Linked DNA regions of Homo sapiens: region 2 is linked to region 1. Evidence: chromatin contacts called from ENCODE Hi-C or POLR2A ChIA-PET data. All regions are on one chromosome and are shown on one strand. Each heading gives the region's core, a stretch centred on a gene start or an enhancer-like site at or near the end of the contact. The rest is flanking DNA. Distances are from core to core; before and after follow the strand shown. Region 1 holds the start of DUSP21 (dual specificity phosphatase 21). Region 2 overlaps DIPK2B (divergent protein kinase domain 2B).

Region 1 (4,811 bases), core at 1,460-3,959:
TATCCACAAAGAGTAATTTCATGGTATGTTAATTTAGATATTTTTAAAAATGAACACACATGCACACACACACACACACACCCAAATAATTTTCTTCTAAAAAATACTTTAAAAGAAAGTTTCCATCTGGGTCGCTGCCAGAAAGGCTGCTTTGTCGGGGCTCTGCCACACCAACTCTTGCATTCTGTGGGCCTGTTTTTCCATCTGTAAAAGTAGTGGATCTGCCTGGAGCAGTGATTTTATCCCCCTTGCCCCCATACTGCACCCTAGGCACTCCCTTTGTGGCAGTGGTGGTGTCTCGATGTGTTTGGAGAGAGAAAACATTTGGACGTCACTGGGCTGTGGACACACAGGTCTTCTTCAAATGGAGCAGTTGTACTTTTGTCTCTCTCTCTCTCTCTCTTTTTTTTTTTTTTTTTGGTCTAAAAACCTCTGGATTAGAATAACTGAACACAAGCCAGAGCCCAGGTATCCAGGGAGTTAGAATGATCCTGGATTCCAGGGCCTATATGTTGGGGGTCACTTGTTCATCCCTTCGGTGAATGCCCCCATGCATCCTGGTAATGAGCAAAACCAGGGTGCTGGCTCTCACGGTTAGTGACTCTAAACAAGTGTTTCAGGGAAGCAGAAATTGTGCTTCTACACGACCCCTTGGATGCACATGGATTAAACACAATGGGACCTCTATAAAGGCTCTAAATCTAGGCCCCCTCCGCTTTGTTTTTTCTTTTTTGAGACGGAGTCTCGCTCTGTCACCCAAGGCTGGAGTGCAATGGCGTGCTCTTGGCTCACTGCAACCTCCACCTTCCGGGTTCAAGTGCTTCTCTTGCCTCAGCCTCCCGAGTAGCTGGGACTACAGGTGCCAGCCACCATGCCCGAATCTAGGCCCATTCTAAGGTAAGGTCCAAAAGGACCTTAAGCCATTTGTTTTTAGATTTTTTGGAAGAACATTTTGTAAATAACAAAGGACTGTGCACAGATGGGGGAAATGCCATTATGAGGATGAGTGTGCTGACCTCAAACCAGGGTCAAAGAGTATCATTGCCTTTTACTCCAAGCATGAAACCATTCATGTGCCAGGTACTATGCTAAGGAACCCAGTCCTCACAACAACTCTATGGGAGACAGTTGCTTTGACAGGTGAGGAAAGTGAAGCTCTGAGAGGACCAAGGTCACAATGAAAGGAGATGTTAGAGGTGACAGGGCTGGGTCATGGCCAGCAGCTCCAGCCTCTTAAGCCAAGGCTCATGAGAGGAACCCCTGAGGCCTGGTGTCAGGCCTGTTCTCTCTCAGTATATGCCCTGGGAAAAGGACTATGTCCCTTTTCACAAAGGCCGGTGGGAGATCACCAAAGACACCTTGAGAACTTGCCATCAAGTACAGCAGTCAAAAAAATACAATATTTTTAAACTTTATGGAGTGGAATGGTCTTTTAAAAAACTAGTTTTTTTTTTTTTAACTAATGTATAAATCCGATCTAGAAAACCAGAGATGGGCCACTGTGATTGAAGGTGGGCAAGGGTAGCCTGAGACTCCTCCAGAGCTCCTGGAGCACAGCTTGAATGAAAGCCACTTATCCACTAGGTTGGCACTTACTGGGAGAAGTGCAAGGGATGCCAAGATGTCTAAGGCTTTGACTTTGGGTTGGAAAGAACCGGGTGAGATTCTAGGGGATTCACTCCTGGGTTAGTCAGCCTCTGGCAGGGCTCAGGATTCCAGGTCTGCCACATGTATTGGGTGCTGCTGGCAGGTCTATGTGAGCTGAGCATTACTTGCCCCACCCTGGTTCCAGCCAGGCCCCAATAGCTTGACCTCACAATATAAAAAATATTTTCACTATCTTATGTTTCATGAATTTAATTCTATTAAGGTAAGGCTTACTACGTTCAAAACTCCAACCCCCTCCCTTTTTTCTTGCCCTTTAACAAGGCACCATCCGGTTTTCTTTACTAACAAAATGTCAGTGTTCAAGTTCAGTCTTGGTGCAAGATCGATGGCAGATGTCAGGGGCTGGCCGGGATGGCTTACATTGATATCATCATACGTAGGTCCTTCTCATAGATGTCAGGGATGTTACCTACCGGCGAGTTGATCATGCGCACGGTGTTGTTATTAAACAGCTTGAATTCGTAATTGATGAGCTGTTCCCAAAAGCCGTTGTTGGGCCGGATGATGGGGCGGCGCGACTTGGTCCATGTATGGGCGTCCAGCAGCGACATGGAGTGGTATTTCATGAGGTACGCAAGGCACAGTGAGGCGGAACGGCTCACTCCAGCCATGCAGTGCAGCAGCGTACGGCCCTGCCTCATATCGATGGTGTGGATAAGATCAGCAATGGGGTCAAAAAAGTCGTAGAGACGCGAGTCACGAGCATCGGTAACAGGCACCTTTATGTACTGAATGCCCTCGAAGAATACGTTGACCACTTCCACCGAGGCATTGACAATGGCGGTGATGCGATTGCTGGACAGAAGGAGTTTGTCGTTGGCGGCCACACCATTGCTGAGAAACAAGCTTCTGGTTATTTGGGAGAAGCTGTAGATGGAGGGCTGCTGGACACCCTGAGATGATGAAAAGGAGGACGCGGATGCTGTCATCAAGGCGGCTGGTCCGAGGTCTCTCTACGCTGGTTCGGGACACAACACTTACCAAGCTAGTTCAGGATAGCAGCCGCGCCGCCAAGTCTCAGGCTAGGTGTTGGAGAAAGAGGACCAGCTATCGGCCACCACCCTCTTTCTGTCTCCTCTCACCACTCCCATCTGGGCGTCACAATCCCGGACAGATAGCCCTGCGGCTCCGGTTTCCATGGCAATGGCCGCTTGCCGCAAGGAGGACAGGGCCTCTAAGCAGGGTCTTCAGAGACACCCCAGTCTCTTTTCTTTTTATCTTTCTTCATAGTCATTTATTTTCCAAGGCCTAATTCTTATCTTTCTTGACTTTTAAAAATGTTCTGTTACAAGATATCTATTTTATGTTTCAATTATTGGACCACGTTAAACAAGATCTATGAATACTTCTATTTCATCAGTGTTGCAGAACAGGGCTTACACTTTCCCTGCAAAATAGCAATATCACATTCTAAGTTGGGGAACAGCATTTGGCTCATGTGATATGCTAATCTCTATAAAACTGGAGCGAGATATGGGATTTGGCTGGGCTTGGTGGACTGGCCTGATACTTCTTTGTTGATTGTAACCATAAAATTATTTTCCTGCTTACAAACACATCAGGGCTGGTTGTAAGAGAGCATTGCTAACTGATATATAGCCCTTTATCTTGAAGTTGGCCTGTGGTGGACAGTTGTGACTAATTTAGCTGTGTCATAGTCCATTTGTACATACAGCTCAAATGACTTACCGCATGAGTCTATTTTATTACCTGAAACAACAGTTCAAATTATTTTGTTTACTTTCTTCAAAAAAAAATGCCTACATGCTTTGTGAACTACAAATCACTTTGACCACTACCGATGCTGTCTTCCCAGTAATATTAAACATTCTGAAACAAGTTAATGCTACATGGTAATTGGGCCAAAAATTGAGACAGTTTTGCTCTGTCACCCAGGCTGGAGAGTCCCAGGCCTCTGCTTCCTGGGTTCAAGTGATTCTTGTGCCTTAGCCTACCGAGTAGCTGGGATTACAGGAACGCACCACCACACCTGGCGAATTCTTGTATTTTTAGTAGAGACAGGATTTCACCATGTTGGCCAGGCTGGTCTCAAACTCCTGACCTCAGGTGATCCACCGGCCTCGGCCTCCCAAAGTGCTGGGATTACATGCACGAGCCACAGCACTCAGCCCAAAAATTAATTTCTAAAATGTAACCTGACATTTGCATTTCCTTCCAGCTAAGATTTTTATAGAATTTGGCTGAAAATTGAAAAGAACTATAGCCTAAAACTAACAAATTGTTTCACAGAGTAGCCAATTGACTCACATACTTTGCTCTCATTCCATCATCATTTTGGTATGTGTTCAAAGGTGTGCTGTGATTACGAACAAAGATGAAATAGATACCAGGCTGCTTATGATGGTCAAGGAAATGATAACCTCAAAACACAACACACGTTTCTTTTCTCAGTTGTCATAATCAAATTATTTTGCATTACTTAAATTGTCAGTCCCCACAAAGCTATCTGGAAGAAAATAGAACACGAATACTAAATAAATATGAAAACTGTTTGTTGGGGGCAGCTCAGCTGGGCTAACGGAGAAGCTTTGTAATCTATGTAGTAATGTGGAGGCCCTAAACTAGTATTGGAGTCTACTTATTTCATAAGTATACACTTCTTAAACTTTAAAACTAAGTACAATTAACAAAATAATTTCAGACACTATTTTCTTTTCTTTTTTTTATTTTTATTTTTTTTGAGACGGAGTTTTGCTCTTGTTGCCCAGGCTGGAGTGCAGTGGCGCGATCTTGGTTCACCACAACCTCCGCCTCCCAGGTTCAAGCCATTCTCCTGCCTCAGTCTCATGAGTAGCTGGGATTACAGGCTCGCGCCACCATGCCCAGCTAATTTTTTGTATTTTTAGTAGAGACGAGGTTTCACCATGTTGGCCAGGCTGGTCTCAAACTCTCGACCTCAGGTGACCCACCCACCTCGGCCTCCCAAAGTGCAGGGATAACAGGCATGAGCCACCGCGCCCGGCCTCAGACACTATTTTCAAAGACAAGCATGACCCGTGTTAAATAGATTCATTTATTTATTCTTCATATTCTGTGACACCTGTTAGTCTGAGGGATGTTGGATGTTTTAAAATTCCGCTATGGAGCTTTTCCTGGATAGATAACGTTTTCTCCCCTTGAGT
Region 2 (4,811 bases), core at 875-3,374, 340 kb before region 1:
CTCAGTGCAACCTCTGCCTCCCAGGTTCAAGTGACTCTTCTGTCTCAGCCTCCTGAGTAGCTGGGATTACAGGTGCCGCCACCACACCCGGGTAATTTTTGTATTTTTAGTAGAGACAGAGTTTCACCATATTGGCCAGGCTGGTCTCAAACTCCTGACCTCAGGTGATCCGCCCACCTCGGCCTCCCAAAGTGCTGGGATTACAGGCATGAGCCACCATGCCCAGCCACACCTGCTCTTTTCTTTGTAGCAAAACTCACCTATCAGTTTCAAATGGATCTGTCTTCACCAAAGGTGGCCAAAAAATACCCTCGCCTATTCACCCAAGAGAATTGAAAACAAGTGTTCAAACAAAAACTTCTATGTGGGATGGACATAGTGGCTCACGCCCATAATCCAAGCACTTTGGGAGGCTGAGGCAGGAGGATTGCTTGAGGCCAGGGGTTCAAGATGAGCCTGGGGACCATGGTGAGACAAAATCTATTTTTTTAAAAAAACTTGTATATGAATGCTCATAGCAGCACTATTCATAATAGCCAAAAGGTAGAAACAACCCAAATGTTGTTCGTCAACCAATGAATGGATAAACAAAATATATTCTATCCATACAGTGGAATATTATTCAGCCATAAAAAGGAATTAAGTGCTGATACATACTACAACATAGGTAAACCTTGAAAACATTGTGCTCAGTGAAAAAAAAAGCCAAACACAAAAAGACACATATGATTCAATTTATAGGCAATGTCCAGAATAGGCAAATCCATAGAGACAGAGAGGAAATCAGTGGTTGCCAAGGGCTGAGGGGAGGGGAGAATTGGGAGTGACTGTTTAATGGGTACAGGATTTCTTTCTGGAGTGATGAAATGATTCTGGAATTAGATAGTGGTGATGGTTGCACAGTCTTCTGAATGTATGAAAAGCCACTGAATTGTATAATTTAAAATGGTTTAAATGGTTAATTTTATGTTATATGAATTTTACTTCAATTTTAAAAAGAATAAGCCATAGAAACAACTTCCCCTATTCTGTGACCCATTCACTTAGAGCCTTGTGATGGGCAGCTAATGTCATAATTTAATTTGTGCCGGGAAGTTAACAGCTAATGGCATTTCACTGTTAGCCCTCTAAGAAGCCATTTGCATGTAAAGCCAATATTGCGATGCTTTCACTAGTTCATGCATGACTATCTCAGCTCTTCCTAATATATTCTTGCATTCTTCCCCTACTAAACCCAGATGTGGCCCCAGAATTCTTCTCAATAGTGTTCTAAGTTAGCAGCCTCTGTCTTTGATCTCAGCTGGAATAAGAGATGAAACCTCTGAGTGATCATTCATCCCAGATTTGGCCAAACAGCTCCACCCCGTTTTTCTGATAACCCATCAGACATGAGTCCTAATTTCTTGTTTGGAAATCATGATCTTTCTGTATTTATATGGGAGTTTCAAGAGCCAACTGGGGAGCTATTATAGGATGCGTGGTTGGGAGATTTGCCTCATTCTTCAACTCACACCAAATGGCCCAGTGTCGGCTCAGCCTACCTGTCAGGCCAGTATCCTGGGATTCTCTCTGTGTGTGACTGAAGTGGCTTTTCTCTGATTTCCTCAAGAGCCGTTTTCCAACTGGGATCTAAGCCAGAGCCTTCAATTGTGCATATCTGCTTGTGTGTGTTGCTGTGTGTTTAGGGGAAGAAAAAGATGCCACAAGGAGCTCACGGGCTCTTTTCAGAGAACTGACAAGGCAGAGATGAGAGGAGAAAAAAAATCAAAGAAATAAAAGTAAACGAAAGGGAGGAGGGATCTGGCCGGTTCAGGGGCCTCAGAACTTTGACTGTCAGCCCTGCTTATGAATAAATAAAGTCAAGTTGGATGAAAAGCCCCAGCAGTCATCATCAGAGGCTGAGCCAGGGAGTCCCGGGCTCCCCTCCTGCAGGGCCAAATGCAGCTTTGTATTTAAGGACACTGCATCTTGAGCCACAGTGCAGTACAGCTACGGCAGGGCTGCTAAGGAAGACGACAGGACCAAGAATTAGGAAGAAAGTGAAACGATGCAGTGTGTGTGTGTGTGTGTGTGTGTGTGTGTGTGTGTGTGCGCGCGCGCGCCCTCGAGCATGTGTAGCACTTATGCTAATAACATCGTGACTTTTCTCCTCTAAAAGCTGCATTGTTCTGATGGGAATATCCCACAGCCTAAATTACTAGCCCACAAACAGAAACACAGCCAAGAACACTGCTCAGAGTTTATGATAAGGTGCTTGTTCACAAAACCACAAAGAAGGCTTCCTCTGCTTTTATGCCAAGGGCAAAGAGGCAACCACCCTAGGCAGCTGGAGGCTAATCAGGGGAAAACACATATCCTCCACTGTGTCCCGCTCCCATCCCCTCAACTACGATCCGATCTGACATTGTTCTAAGCAGTGTGTTCCTCCAAACGGGAATACACTAGATGGCCGCAGAGCCTTTCCCCCCACTAGATGGCAGTACAGAGTGTTCAGTCAGCTTTGTTTAAACGAGGATGATTGGCTATTTTACTTCCTATGTTTCCATTATTTTTTAAAATGCATAGAATAAGGGAAATCAGCAAATTAACCAAAATGCATGTTCATTATATAATCTAAATGTGGGTTCCGATGAACTAGTAAACAAGTGAAATTCACTTTTGTTTAAATGTAACTCAAAAATATGTAAGGGATGGTTATAGGACCTGTGCTAGGCGCTAGGAGGGCATAAGGGTATCAAGACAAGGTCTTTGCACTCTGGGAGATGACACCCCAGTGAGGGAGATAGACCATATTCGATTCGTTCTGATACAAGACACCCTGTGATAAAGTGTTTTAATGAAAATGAAAATTTTATGTTGGATTCACAGCTGGTTTTCAGACTGTAAATATTTTAATGCCTCACAGGCTACTAGGTCAAGGATGCTTCAAAAAATTTCCATTTGCTTGTTTGTTTGTTTGTTTTAACAAAGAACATGACTATATTGGTGCTGAAAAAGAAAAAATAGGCTGACTGGTGGCTGTATTATTTTCACACACATCTAACATTGGAGTCAAAGATGAAATGACTATTAGTGGAAAAGGAAATTTAAGCAGCTAAGAATGCCTCCACAGTATCACACAAGGCAATATTCCCTGGATATCAGCGCACATCCTCTGGCTGAATGGTCTTGGAGGAACAGAGCCCCTTCAGAGGTACATCAACACTGAAATCATGAGACCCCGTTCCTGTGACCCTTGGGAGGTATTCAGAGTGCTGTGTTTGTTGCCCGTGGGAGTTTGGGGAACCAACTGGACAGACATTATGGAATAGATAAGTCCCCTCTCAGCCCATTTTCTCCTTCCAGTCATGGAATTGGAAATGTTCAGAGTTGAAACAACTAAGATTTTGAATCATCTAATTTATTTAAGATTACAACCATGAAAACTTTGCTATCTCAACATTTGTGGCAAAGAGGTTACTTGGAATGGGTCAGAGACTAACCTGCTCATTTCCAAATTCCATTGTGTCACAGTCTCATAGAAAAGGGACTAATAATCACCCACTGTGCCCACTCAAATTACCCCTAAATTATTCTTGATGGAGCTCACGAATGAAAATGAGACAGTCGGCCGGGCGCGGTGGCTCACGCCTGTAATCCCAGCACTTTGGGAGGCCGAGGCGGGCGGATCACGAGGTCAGGAGATCGAGACCATCCTGGCTAACATGGTGAAACTCTGTCTCTACTAAAAATACAAAAAATTAGCCAGGCGTGGTGGCAGGCACCTGTAGTCTCAGCTACTCGGGAGGCTGAGGCAGGAGAATGGTGTGAACCCAGGAGGCGGAGGTTGCAGTGAGCCGAGACTGCGCCACTGCACTCCAGCCTGGGCAACAGAGCGAGACTCCATCTCAAAAAAAAAAAAAAAAAGAAAAGAAAAGAAAGAAAATGAGACAGTGAAAGGCTTCCCCAGTCCTGACACAGACAAGTTGAGAAAGAAAAAGGAGGCAAGAGAAGACTAGGGGAAAGATAGACATGAGACAAGTCACCAGTGGCTCCTTCCAGATGATGCTCAAATACAGAATACAGGCCGCCCCCAGCCAAAACGTAACCGAAGCCTGAATAATCATCAGAACAAACAATACAAAGCAAGCTTTGCTTTTACAGGGCTTTAAGCTTTCCCTAAACTTAGATGTTACCAATCAAGCCCCTTTTTTAAAAAATCAAGGCATCCTTTGTTCTATACAATTCTTCCTTTGATATCTCATTACCTCTATCCTGATGTACTCAGAAAAAAATGCTTTTGCCGTTAAGTGTGACTTGGCCCAGAGGCCTCTGGATTGGCTGTCCCTCTATGCATGTCCACATGCTATGAAGGAATCAAAGGTTAAACTATATAATATATAGTATTTATCTATAAAGAAAGTCACTTGGAAGACATCAGTTAATATAGTGATTGTGTTCTAACACAATATTTGTGGCCTAATAAGCAGAACTTAACCACTATATCAATTGATTGTGCTACCGTGATTGTGTTCTGTGTATTAAGCCACAAAACCCCTCAATACATTTTTTAAAGTAGAAATATTAAAGATCATTTTATCTAATCAAAAGAGAATCACATCAGACATTAACTATAATAGGAAAAAAAAATACCAAAGCAGAAATGTAAAAACATTATCTTTTGAGCCACAGAGCAAATAATTGAAATTGTAATAATATCAGGATAATAACAATGATGAAAACTCTATATTTCCCCAAACTATGATTTAGCCTTTGCCAAATCACTGCTCAGAGGAAAATTGAAAATCAATCCAGGGTTCTGTTAGGCTGCT

What was found. Hi-C counts contacts between places; a loop is a spot of excess contacts on that map. ChIA-PET counts read pairs that join two places held with the same protein, here RNA polymerase II (POLR2A). Pooled maps may share reads with other maps.
Region 2: a loop to region 1 is called in a map with no recorded cell type, with 2.5 times the contacts of the local background. The contact joins the enhancer-like site here to the promoter of DUSP21 in region 1. A Hi-C loop is called at or near these places in 1 of 37 single-sample maps with no recorded cell type and 1 of 50 pooled maps. POLR2A ChIA-PET finds 5 or more read pairs at or near these places in 2 of 52 experiments (BJ and MCF 10A).

Annotation. Positions count from the first base shown.
Region 1 is chrX:44,841,919-44,846,729 of GRCh38, reverse strand. It overlaps DUSP21 (dual specificity phosphatase 21), which reads right to left and starts at 2,709. Exons shown (of 1, transcript NM_022076.4): 1 at 1,842-2,709. The coding sequence starts at 2,597. The coding sequence ends at 2,025.
Region 2 is chrX:45,184,749-45,189,559 of GRCh38, reverse strand. All of the region lies in intron 2 of DIPK2B (divergent protein kinase domain 2B), which reads left to right. Among named protein-coding and RNA genes, the nearest start is that of DIPK2B, 14 kb to the left of the region's middle. Within about 2 kb of position 2,124, at least 13 of the 41 ENCODE cell types and tissues checked have a DNase peak (open chromatin) inside an H3K27ac peak, as active enhancers do.